Regions from separate parts of the Homo sapiens genome. Here region 1 is linked to region 2. The links are chromatin contacts, found by Hi-C in ENCODE. All regions are on one chromosome and are shown on one strand. Each heading gives the region's core, a stretch centred on a gene start or an enhancer-like site at or near the end of the contact. The rest is flanking DNA. Distances are from core to core; before and after follow the strand shown.

Region 1 (2,921 bases), core at 401-2,900, 75 kb before region 2:
TGTTTTCCATAAAGGCTGTACTAATTTAAATTCAAATGATGTAACTTCTTTTTTTTTTTGAGACAGAGTCTCGCTCTGTCGCCCAGGCTGGAGTGCAGTGGCGCGATCTCGGCTCACTGCAACCTCCACCTCCCAGGTTCAAGCTATTCTCCTGCCTCAGCCTCCTGAGTAGCTGAGATTACAGGCATGCGCCACCAGGCCCGGCTATTTTTTAGTAGAGACAGGGTTTCACTGTGTTAGCCAGTATGGTCTTGATCTTTCCTGACCTCATGATCCGCCCGCCTCGGCCTCCCAAAGTGCTGTGATTACAGGCATGAGCCACCGCGCACGGCCAAAAGATGGTAATTTTTAAACAGCTGCATGGAATCTGTTTTATAGATGTACATGATTTATTTAGCCATCTCTTGTGCTGGGCATTTGTTTTTCTTCCTCCCCTAACCTTTCCCTGCCCCATCTTGCCCCAGTCCTGATTTTCCTTTTATAAACAATGCTGCAATGAACCTCCACATATGCACCTGTAGGAATGCCTCAGTAAGAAAATTTCTTTATCCATGTAATACCACTAAGCCGTAACCAAGAATAAAATCGTGTGTTTTACAGCAACATGGGCGGAACTGGAGGTCACTATCCTAATTGAAATTACTCAGAAGCAGAAAGTCAAATACTGAACGTTCTCACTTATAAATGGTAGCTAAACAATGGGTACACATGGACATATGGAATGGAGTAATACACACTGGAGACTCCAAAATGTGGGAGTCTGGAAGTGGGGTAAGGGTTGAAAAATTACCTATTGGGCACAGTGTTCGCTATTGTTAAGGGTACACAAAAAACACAGACTTTATTTACCACTATGGAATACTTGCAGGTAAGAAATCTACACTTGCACCCCTAAATATATCAATATAAAAAAATTTTAAGTTCTAACTTTCATCTATTTTAAGAGATCCTAGATTGTAAAATGTATCTTGATATAACAGATGTTAAAAATTGGGAAAAATAACCCGTGGACATTGTTATATGTCATAATTATCAGATGACCCCAATCTCAGGGATGCTGAAGTGCAAAATAACAAGCAAAGTGTAGCTTAGATTGATGACATAGACTTCAGTTATAAATACTCTGTTGGATATAAATATATTAATATACAGCAATAACTAATATCAATATATAATGATAATTAATATATAAGAAAATGCTAGGATGATAAAAACCCAACTGTCAAAAGTGAGTGTCTTTAAGGAGCAGAGTTCAACTGTGATGGGGTAGGTGGAGGGGAATATAACCTCTTTGATTATTTTAATACTTTAGGAGGAATACATGTGATTTTTGGAAAAAAATTAGACAATATAAAACCACTGCATAAATAAAAAAGATTTGAGGTAGTATAGCATTGTGAGAAAATGACTCAAAAGCCTCACTGAACTCACATTAACTTAGTGATTTCACTTTTATCTCCCCGTGGCATCTGCTTCCAGGGCCCGAAACAACCAGTAAAGCTAGTAATTACCCCCTGCTCTACCTACATCCTCCCAGCCCTTGCAACAACCCAACAGGACAGATGTAGACGCCTCCGTTTTACAAATGAGCTGTACAGGGTGAAGTTATTTTCCCCTTGTCATGCAGCTGCTATGGCAGTGCTGGATTCCAGACTCAGTGCCAACTGGCCCCAGACCTGCCCTCTTTCCAATTCTGGGCTGCTATCATTGCCATCTAGTGCTTTGTGTATTTGCTCTTTATCCTTGGCTATTCATTTTCTTCTTACGGGAATTCCCAATTATTTTCTCTTTCATGCTACGTTGGTTTTAAGTTATTTCTAAGCTGCAAAGCTAATTTTCTAAAGAGCTTGAAAGAAATATTCTAATTGAATTAACTAAAAATTAATGCATTTCCTCTTTTCAAGCAATTTTTCCCCTCTCGACCATTCTGAGAATATATTCATAATAAACTCCTTTGCTTTCTACTTGCACATGATCTTTCTAGCTTTAACAAGTCAACTTTACAAAAGGATATACTGGACACTTTCGAGTGCTTTCCTTTAATGAGAAGGTGCTATGATGGTAAAAAAGGGAAATTAGCAATCAGTGCACAACTCAACGGTCACCAAACAGCCTAGCCAGGAAGCACAAAGCCAGCACCTTCCAGGCCTCCTCCAAACTGGGAGAGGGGATGAAACTGGGAGCTTAGCCTGTCTCATCTTTTCCATTTGACCAAAGGTTTAAACCCAGATAGATCTAGAACTTGAAAGGAAAGGAGATTTGTTGAAATACTTCTTCAATTACTTTCTGTACTTTTCCCTTTTTGTTGTAACCCGTTTCTTATATCTCCACATACAGAGATTGACATGAAAATTTGGACTTTGACCTAGAATGATTTTCTACCGTCTCTAATACACATTTTGGTCTAAGTAGAAACTGTTAGGAATGAGAAGAATTGTAGTAAAAAATGAACTGCCAGGAAATATAAATTCTAAGCCTATGCCACTGATTGCTAAGTTATGTTTTTTTGGGTCATTTATCATTCATTGGGGTAATGGAATGAGAGTTTCAAAAATTAACGACAGGGTCGGGAGTAGAGGTAAACCAGGAGCCAAATGTTTATGCAGTTCTGCCCTACACACACACACACACACACACACGGGATGAAAGTAAGATATCAGGAGTGAAGGCAAAGATACAGAAGAGAAATGTCAGGCTACAAAGGAGGTGAGATGAACTTGTCCCCAAAGGCCTCCTGCAGAAGGAATTGGATATGGGCTCACCTGAATCCTTCAGGGGGCAGAGGGCACACTGCATGCCCCAGGCCTCTCCATACAGACAGCAGCACTCAGTGTACGTTGTCTGCTTGCCCACAAGAGGCCGGCTACACACGTATTCATCACTCAGATGTTCCCAGCACAAATCTTGGTAGACATCAGTTT
Region 2 (2,962 bases), core at 82-2,581:
CTCGGAACCAAATATGCTCTGTGAATAAATTCAAGAAGTAAAGATGGCTTGTTGTAGGGGGGAGGAAGGAAGAGACGGGAGATTTAGTGCAACATCTCTACAAGAAAGCATTTTCCAAAGAACCAAAGATGGGTTGAGGTCTATTTTGGAAATTGATGAATTCAATAGGATGGGAGAGTTCACAAAAGCAAAAGATATGACTCATGACCCAGAGAAATCACAGAGAAGTTTTAACAGAAAGGTGAAAAAGAGTCCAATAAAAAGCTCTAAAATGGCAGTGAATCCATATGATAAAAACCAAGTAATCTAAGGGACAAACACAAGCCTACTGGGCAGTTTGAAGGTAGGGCACACGCTGAAGAGGTAGATAATAATAATAGCACCTAATCTTTATCAAGCACTTGCTACATGTGGGCATTAAAAGCTTTACATACATCATCTCATTTAATCCGAACAAAATCCTTATGGGCCAACCATTTTATGGAGGAAGGAACTGAAGCTTAGAGAAGTTCAATAACCAGCCCAACGCCACATAGAAAATGGTGGTTCTGAGATGTGAACCCAAGCCTATCCTTTTAACCTGACTGTAAGTTTCTGTCACAGGCAAAGTTAAATCTAGTGATAGAAACAGTTAAAGAAAGAGAGAATGTATGAATTGATGTTTGTTTTTATTATTTGCTAACACAGCATTTATATTGAAAATAATCATCTAAAATCTACTTCATTAAAAAATATTAAGTCCCTACTACATATTACTATTTTTCAAAAATAAATAAACATGTAAGTTCTGTGCTCCATTTGAATGGCCCTGGGTAGGTCCACCGTATGTCACAGTGACAGACACTAGTGAGGTATCAATAAGCAAGAACTTAAAGAGGAAAAACTTAAATCACAAAATGCTAAAACTACACATACAATAACACAATTAGGCTTAATCTTATAGGGGTCTATAACATAATCAAAGCATCTTAAGCCTAAGCCAGGCAAACAAGGAGGAAAAGACACGTGACAGCATCTGTTTCACTTTTCAATGCTCACTACACCACGAAAGCAGCAAAGCTTTCTACCCTCTTAAGGCAGTCACAAGCACACTGACAATACAAACCCAGAGTCTAGATTGCATGCATTTGCACTGTATTAAGACTGTATTCTTTCTTACAGTGGAATGCAGAAACGGAGTTGTACTAAAATGTGGCAAACACGTATCTGTGAGTGTGCACACGGGTGTGTTCCCTGCACATACTGAGAAGAGCCAAGGAAATGGCACTGCCTAGGTGCTCTGCGTTGCTTTCACAAAATATCACTAATTATGGTGAGCTGACTCTAGTCCACGATAACAAAAATAGCACTTCCAGACTGACTCATTAACCACCCTTTCCTTGGTTGTGGGAATCCACTTCTGTAAACACTGAAGGCAAACAACTTGAAAGAAGAAGCCAAGCATTGGAGCCAAAGTAAATAATGGGAATGAGCCTAGACACCAGGCATAGAAATTCCAGACAGCAACAGGAAAATGTCATGTTTAGTATCTGGTTTTGTTTCAAAAATGTTAACAAGCTCAGAAATGTATGGATTGCTCTCTTTAATTATTCATGCACCAGGGAAAGTGATTTATAAGGCTGTAGAATATAACAGCAAAATCAATTTCTAAGACCATACTTTCTCTAGGTAAAGTAAATTAACAGACACTGCAGATTACCATTTAGGAGATACTTATAAAACTTCTATTTTTCTAGGCTACTCATGATTAATGATGAAGCAGAATGCCTTGAAATATCTAGGGTAGCCTGATGTGTTTATTCTTTCTTTACTTATTATAGACATAATTGCATGGAACCAGAATTCTGTCAAGCCAATCACCGTAGATAGAACAGTTTGAACTGAAAGTACATTGCCTTAATGAGACTATGCTCCTGAGAAAATAGCAAGACAGTAAAATATCACTAAAGAATCTCTACAAAGAAGGAAGGTCTCCAGAGAGGAACCACACGTAAAAACACTTGGTGGATGCAAATGGTGTAAAATTAATTCAGCATTATATCGTTGGCCCAGATTTCTCTCCTAAACTGTAGAAGCATGCATCCAGCTGGTAAGTCTACTGGACATCTCCTTGATGTCCCCCAGGTACCTCTGAGTCTTTATGGCCAAAACTGACCCCTCCTCTGTCTTTTCTTTATGTTATTTTTCACACCAATATCTAGTACCATTATCTACTCAAATGCCCAAGTCAGAAACCTGAGTCCTTATTTTTACTCTCCCTCTTTCCTCACATTGTTATTGCCCAGGCATACCAATCTGCCCTTCAAATATCTCTCAAATCACCTACTTTCATTCTTTCTCACCCGAGTTACTGCCACAGTCTTTTAATTTGTTTGTCTAAGACTTGGCTTCTCTAATCCATTATCCAGCTTGCAGACAGAATAAACTTTTTTCTAAAATACAAATCTGATAAATGGTGTTGGCTCCTCTACTTTAAAAACCTTCCATGACTTTCAGTGTTCTTCAGTTTAGTCAAGGACACAAACTTGTGGGGCCCTGGGTGGTAATGATAGCAGAAGGCTTGGCCCCCACAGTTCTAGCTTCCAACCCTTGGGAAGATCTCCCATCAATGCCATAAGAAGTGCTATGCTTTGAAAATGGTTTGTCCCTGCTAAAACTCATGTTGAGGCTTGGTTGTCAAGGTGGCAGCATAGGGAAGTCGTGCTTTTAAGAGGTGATTAGTTCATTAAGATAGATGAATGTCTTTCTCTCGAGACTGGGTTAGTTCTCGTGGGAATGAAATTGTTCCCAAGAGAGTGGATTGTTATAAAGTGAGGTTGCCTCTGTGTTTTGCTCTCTTTGCATGCACTTGCTTCACCTGCCACTTCTCCAGCATATTAAGACGCAGCACAAGGCTCTCACCAGAAGTGGCCATCTGATCTTGAATTTGCCAGTCTCCAGAACCATGAGCTAAATCAATAAA

The links. Hi-C counts contacts between places; a loop is a spot of excess contacts on that map. Pooled maps may share reads with other maps.
Region 1: a map of endothelial cell of umbilical vein shows a loop between it and region 2 (2.8-fold over the local background). The contact joins two enhancer-like sites. A Hi-C loop is called at or near these places in 8 of 168 maps with a recorded cell type or tissue (PC-3, aorta, ascending aorta and 4 more) and 7 of 50 pooled maps.

What each region holds. Positions count from the first base shown.
Region 1 is chr2:33,365,345-33,368,265 of GRCh38, reverse strand. LTBP1 (latent transforming growth factor beta binding protein 1) reads right to left here. Exons shown (of 34, transcript NM_206943.4): 31 at 2,763-2,921. Among named protein-coding and RNA genes, the nearest start is that of MIR4430, 52 kb to the left of the region's middle. Within about 2 kb of position 1,650, at least 6 of the 41 ENCODE cell types and tissues checked have a DNase peak (open chromatin) inside an H3K27ac peak, as active enhancers do; they include ascending aorta and endothelial cell of umbilical vein, where a contact is called at or near this core.
Region 2 is chr2:33,289,985-33,292,946 of GRCh38, reverse strand. The region is part of intron 19 of LTBP1 (latent transforming growth factor beta binding protein 1); the gene reads right to left. Among named protein-coding and RNA genes, the nearest start is that of MIR4430, 130 kb to the left of the region's middle. Within about 2 kb of position 1,331, at least 4 of the 41 ENCODE cell types and tissues checked have a DNase peak (open chromatin) inside an H3K27ac peak, as active enhancers do; they include ascending aorta and endothelial cell of umbilical vein, where a contact is called at or near this core.